Regions from separate parts of the Homo sapiens genome. Here region 2 is linked to region 1. A link is a contact called in ENCODE Hi-C or POLR2A ChIA-PET data. All regions are on one chromosome and are shown on one strand. The core of a region is the stretch at or near the end of the contact, and the rest is flanking DNA. Distances in the headings are between cores, read along the strand shown. Region 1 holds the start of TLK1 (tousled like kinase 1). Region 2 overlaps ITGA6 (integrin subunit alpha 6).

Region 1 (3,106 bases), core at 423-2,922:
CTCGTGTGCGACAACTAGGAGTGAACAGCCCGTCTACCAATTGCGGATGAATACCGCTAAGCTTTTTCCAGACTAAAGAGCGTTAAAAGACATTCCATGCACATTTATTCATTCCCCATAAATGTGTTTTCTCCCAAATTTCATTTTATGTTGTATACTTAGATACAGCAAGTTGAAATTTTAGTCAAAAGCACGCCGGTGCCTTACAAGCTGTGTAACTGCTACATCTGGTGGCAGCCCACTTGCTTGCAAGAAGCCAGAAAACTTAGAAAACAATTGTAACCGATTTGGTGCGTGTTTGCAATAACCTTTACGCAGATATTTCCCACAAAACCCACGACCCTGTCACAGAAGAACAGTAGCCTACTTGCAGCAGAGAATATAACGCACAAACACGCAGGAAGCAACGGCGAAGGAGAGAAAGTTGCAACCATCTGGAGGGGCGGTTTTAAAAGCCTGCCCACGAGTCAGTCTGTCGTTTAAATTGCTCTAGGGGGCCACACAGGGGATCAAAGTCTGCCCAGATAATTTCAGCGTCTCTCCCCAAAGGAGAAACCCAGCAAGCGAGGGGCATCCTCCAGGTCCCGGGCAGCAAAGCTCGCAAAGTGGGGACCGCCTCTATGGGAGGAGTGCGCGGGAGAAGGGGAGGGGGCTCGAGGACGAAGGCTCCAGCGGGAGGGAAAACCCACCAGAGACCGGAGGCCAGGAGGTTAAGAGTACTGAGTGTACTGGCAAATGGAGCAGAAAGGGGCTCGCGTCTGGGGGGAGGCTTCCCACCCTCGCAGGACTGGCTCCCAGGAACCCCAGGCGAGTCTATGCGCCTCGCCCCGTCCCCACCAGCGCGCACCCCCTCGTCCGTCTCCTCCGCCACCCGCGAACCACCATCCACAGCCAGGGCACTACCTCCCCAGAGCCGGGGAGCCGGGCGGCCTCGCGTCCACCTCGCCACCATCCCCCACCCCAGGGTCTGGCGGAGAAGCCCCGGGGCGGGGGGGGCGGGGGGGGGGCGCGGGGGTCCGCGGCGCGGGAGAGGAGGCCCGCGAGCGGGCGCGGGCGCGGCGGTGCTTACCTTCCCTGGGCCTCCCGGATGGCGGCGTGTGATTCAGCAGGGACCTGGCCGCCGCCGCCGAGCCCGGGGTTGGAGACGTGGAGAGCTGGGACCAAGATGGCGGCCCCTCCAAACTTCCACTGCTACTTTGGACACTCATCAAGCTACTTTCTGGGAACCCGACTCCCCCCCTGCGACGGCAGCGGCGGCAACGGCACCGGCACCCGCCTCCGTCATGGCGGGGGCCGCGCTGAGGGCGAGCGAGAGAGCGAGGGCTGGGAGGGGAGAGTCAAGGGGATGGGGGAGGAAACCGAGAAGAGGGGAGGTGGGGAGGAAAGAGGTGAGGGAAGGAGAGGGGACAGGGAGGAGGGAAAGGGGGAGAAGCGAGGGAGCGAGCGGGCGCGCCAGAGGAGAGGAGGAGGAAAGGAGCGCGGCGGCGGAGGCGTCGAGGGGGTGCCAGCCGGGCCGGGGTCGGAGCGCGGGCGGAGCGCGGGCTGCGCCGGCCGAGGACACTTCCGCGGGCGGAACCTGCCGGCACCTCTGCAGTGCGTCGGCCCCCGGCGTCGCCCGGGAGGCGGCGGCGGCGGGCTGTGGGTGGCGGCTGAGGCGGTGGGGTAACCTCTGCATCAGTTACAGGCGGCGGCGGCGTCACGCGCCGCCTGTGCAAACACTATCGCGAGGCTCCTGCGCCTCCGGTAGCGGCGGCGGCGGCGGCGGCGGCAGCGGCGGCCGCGGGAGCAGGCTTGGGGGAGGGACCTGCCAGGGGCTGGGGGGTGGGGGCATGGGGAAGGAGCGAGCGCGCGAGGGAAGAGACTAGAGCGCCGGGGCGCCCCTGCCGCACCCGCGGATCGCCGCGCGGCGCGGGAGCCCGGGGTTGCCGGACTCGCGTGCGCGGGGGCAGCGTCCCCGCGCCGGCCGGAGGGAGGCGCGCCCCCGCCGCGCCGCTCGGGCTCCAGCGCCGCTGCCACCTGACTCCCCCTGTCTCCCGCGGAAGCGCGCCTCTCTCCTGACCCACACCCAACACGGGGAGAAATGCTGCTGCTCTCGCTCAGCTGCCGCTTCTCGGGAGTTCAATGTGATCGTTTCTCAAAATGGAACTGAAAAGTTGAGAGTTCCTTCTTTCTTGCCCCTCTGTACTGTGCAGAAAAACGTATGTGCGCCTCCCCGTCTGCAGAATGGGAATAATGACCGAATAAAAGAGCTATGAAAATAAACATGGGTAGTGGGAGAGTTGGGAAATAAAACTTTCTCGTGTTTTCTAAAAAAGAGTGAAGAATCTTTAATGAGGAAATTGAAAATTACCAGTTTTGTAGACTGTATGGTATAGCAATTCTTTGTTTTAAAACAGTAAGTGGAAAATCTAAATGAAAAATGTGATTACTGAATCACATATTTAGGAAAACTATACAGCGTTCATCTTGCAGAAGGTATGGTTTCTAGAAACTTATAATTTGTTTCTAGTGTCTCCGCTGAGTCCCGACTACAAAAATCCCAAAATAAATAACAGCATTTGCTAAAATTTATAGATAGAGTGTAGCTTTCTACAGACCCACACAAGTATACTCACACCAGGGATTGGGCTTCTTGTACATAAAAGAGCACTCTAGTTCAGGAAAAGTACAACAAGGTTATTTCTCTCTTTAGAAAACCAAATTGAATAGAGCACTAAAAAGATTATGATATAGCGCTACTGCACAGACAAGAGGAAATGGCATGATTACCAGGGGGACAAAAATGTCGTTTCTATTTTTTATTTTTATGACTTCGCATTTCTCATAGTAATGTTTTGTTCAGATAAACTATCATACTAGAAAAGAACCTTGATTGTCAGTTATCTCCAGAAGTAATTGTAGTTGCCTTGTGCTTTAGATACTTCAGTGAGTTTTTAGTCTTGTCTGCTTTTCAAACTTAAGAGGGACATCTCACAAACAACTTTATTGAGGTATAATTGACAAAATAAACTGCACATATTTAAAGTGTACAATTATTGGCCAGGTGCGGTGGCTCACGCCTGTAACCCCAGCACTTTGGGAGGCCGAGGTGGGCGGATCACGAGGT
Region 2 (3,106 bases), core at 419-2,918, 1.3 Mb after region 1:
TTTAGACCCATGTTAATCTATTACCTGGGAGCAGCTCTAGATTCTTGAGTTGGTAATGACTAATTTCTCCGTTGCTCTCATCCTGTTGAGTTTAATAGGCTCTCTTTTTTCTTACTGATGTTTTCATGATGAGATTTCTAATAAGTTATTTGGGAGCTATCAGAATAGAAACTAATAAATATTATCTATCTATTAGCTGTCAGAATAAAAGCTTACTGAGGGTCCTGAACTGTGAGGCCACTGAAGGCAGGGGTTTGGGTCTGATTTATCTGTGTTTGCCTAGAGCTTTAACAGAGCCTGACACTTGTAACTCTTAAAAATATGCTTTAAAATAAATCTAAACTCAGGCATGGTGGCTCATGCCAGTGATCCCAGCACTTTGGAAGGCTGAGGTGGGAGGAAGGCCTGAGCCTAGGAACTCAAGGTGAGAGTGAGCTATGATTGTGTCACTGCACTCCAGCCTGGGTAACAGAGTGGAGACGCTGTCTCTTTAAAAAAAAAAAAAAAAAAAAAAAAAAAAAAAAAAAATCAAACCTCAGTGCATAAGACACAGGTGTTTTCATCTGTGAACGAGAGTAGACACATTCTAGTAATACCCAATGTTTTTGTGAATTTCTTTACAATTGAAACTATTTTCCACTTGTAGAAGTTGGGAAGGAACTTGGGGAATGGCCTGGAAAGGTAGACCACCATCCTCATTTCATAGAACAAGAAATGGAGACCTAGGATTTGTCATAGTCCTGCAGCCAGCTACAGACAGAGCTGTGCCTACAATTCCCTTCTTGTCCTGAGTTGTTTCTGCTTCATTTCCCACTAGAACCCCATCCCGCCCTCACCCCTAAGCAGAGGTCCAGCTAGCTAATGTGTCTGTTTTTATAAAATGCCACCAGAAGCTTAAGTACGTCGGTTCGTGTCCCATCAAACTTGTCCAGATCTCTTTCTCATCATAGAGAGGTACCATCCTGAGTTGCTCAGATGATAAACATTTCTCCATTAGAAACTAGGCTCGGATTTGCCTGTGGCCACAAATCCAGAAGCAGCTGTGTGTTCCCCATGTTTCTCACCAACCCCTGCGTCATGTTTCTGAATAAGGAGTCCTGGTTACCGCCACACCCCTCATTCATTGCTTTAGATTAGATGAAAGGCGAGGTGCCTGACTCAGGCCACTGACTCACTCTGCTTGGGTGAACCCAGCTCCTCCCGGTAGGAAGTGATTGCCCCAGGCAGGTTGAGGAGTGCCCACAGCATCCAGGACTAAAGCATTTGGACCCTGCAGCTATTTATAAACAGCACTTTACAGTGCTTTCAGTCTGAATATTGGGACTCCCCTAGAAAGGACAGATTCAGTCCTTTCTGAAAGGAGGATAGACGAAGGGTGAGGAGTTCTTGTTGGATGTATTTTCATAGCTGAAAGGTTCCCCTGAATGCTGTCAGTGCCATGGATGTTCATAGGGAAGGTTAGAGTTCCTGTCTCTGATGTCATTCATTTTATGCTGCAGCTCACTTGACTGTGGGACTCCCTAGGAAAGCTTATCTACCTTTTCAGCTGTTGCACCTCTTTTCTTCCATGTAGTTTGCCCTCTGCCTTACATTCACTCTTCATTGTAATGCCCCAGTTGCCAGCACAGTGCCTGGCGCACAGTAGGTACGTGTTTGTGAGCTTGCTTTACTGATGTGTTGTCATGCCTCTGGAACGGGCTGTAAAAATCAATCTTTGACTCTTTGCCAGCAACTGCCCACATAAAGAGAGCATGTGTGAGCTTGTTTTATGCAATTACAAGGTTTGCTTCATGACTTGTGGGCGCTGATTTTTTTTTTTTAACCTCACTATCTCCATCATTTTCTCTGCAAGATTTTCAGTGACCCTCGTGTCCATGGACTGACCTCCATTTTTAAAATTTCATTTTTAATTTATTTTTGAATAGGTAGTACAGTCACATGGTACAAATATTAAAACTACAAAGATGGAATGAAAGTCAGCCTCCCACCCTTGATCTCTGGGCATCCTATTCTTCCTGGAGGCAACCATTGTTTTACCAGCTTACTGTGAATCTTTCAGAGCTACCTATACATTTACAAGCAAATATGTACATAGATTTTTTTTACCCATTTGCCATGTAGATTCTTTTGCACCTTGCTCTTTTTCTCTTGGTATGTTTTAATGCCTGTTCAATCTTGTAAATAAAGAGCTTCCTTATTATTTTTAATCTCTGCATAATACTCAGTTTCGAGGATGAACTATGATTTATTTAACCAGTCTGGGTATTCAGATAATTTCTAATCCTTCGCCGTTAAAAGCAGTGCTGCAGTGAAGAACTTTATGCTTCCCTCATTTCACCTTAAATGAATTAATTTAAGGTGAATTAATTAATTCCTAGTGCAGAGTGGCCTGGCCGGCGTTGTTGTTTTAATGGTCACGGCTGATTCTGGAGGAGTGGCTGCCCTCATTCCTTTCTATCCTAACCATCTGATAGGACCACAGGCTACGCTATCAGTGGGTTTAGTAGAGTCTTTTCAACAATCGAGTTTCCAGCCTTATGCCCAAGCTGTTGGATCCCTGAAGGCTTCAATGTTTGTGTCCTAGCTGTACTTTATGCTTGTTAAAATGTATGTGTTAAAATTAGAATGGCTTGTTGGAATGTGTAAGATTGCGTATAGTGTTTCATGTTTTATCACTGTGTTGAGTTTACAAAGTTACTTGATGTTATTTCTTTTTTCTTTTTTGAGGCAGGGTCTCACGCTTTCGCCCAGGCTGGAGTACGAGTGGTGCACTCACGGGTTACTGCAGCCTCAACCTCCTGGGCTCAGGTGATCCTCCCGCCTCGGCCTCCCGAGTACCTGGGACTACTGGCATGCACTACCACGCCTGGCTAATCTTTGTATTTTTTGTAAATATGAGGTTTCACCATGTTGTTCAGGCTGGTCTCAAATTCCTGGGCTCAAGTGATCCTCCCACCTTGGCCCCCAAAGTTCTGGGATTACAGGAGTGAGCCACCATGCCTGGCCCATCGTTTCATTTGATCCTTGCAACACCCTATGAGAATATTTAGATAGAACGATTTCACAGATAATCCATAGTGATACTCAGCTAACGGGTGGTACTGCC

The links. A loop is a pair of places that touch in the nucleus more often than their neighbours do. ChIA-PET counts read pairs that join two places held with the same protein, here RNA polymerase II (POLR2A). Pooled maps may share reads with other maps.
Region 2: a loop to region 1 is called in a map of naive thymus-derived CD4-positive, alpha-beta T cell, with 9 times the contacts of the local background. The contact joins the enhancer-like site here to the promoter of TLK1 in region 1. A Hi-C loop is called at or near these places in 1 of 168 maps with a recorded cell type or tissue (naive thymus-derived CD4-positive, alpha-beta T cell) and 2 of 50 pooled maps. POLR2A ChIA-PET finds 5 or more read pairs at or near these places in 1 of 52 experiments (activated CD4-positive, alpha-beta T cell).

The regions. Positions count from the first base shown.
Region 1 is chr2:171,159,221-171,162,326 of GRCh38, forward strand. TLK1 (tousled like kinase 1) reads right to left here and starts at 1,673. Exons shown (of 21, transcript NM_012290.5): 1 at 1,070-1,673. The coding sequence starts at 1,208. RefSeq lists silencers at 844-1,083, 1,354-2,073, 2,204-2,263 and an enhancer at 845-1,489.
Region 2 is chr2:172,441,068-172,444,173 of GRCh38, forward strand. The region is part of intron 1 of ITGA6 (integrin subunit alpha 6); the gene reads left to right. Among named protein-coding and RNA genes, the nearest start is that of ITGA6, 15 kb to the left of the region's middle. Within about 2 kb of position 1,669, at least 13 of the 41 ENCODE cell types and tissues checked have a DNase peak (open chromatin) inside an H3K27ac peak, as active enhancers do.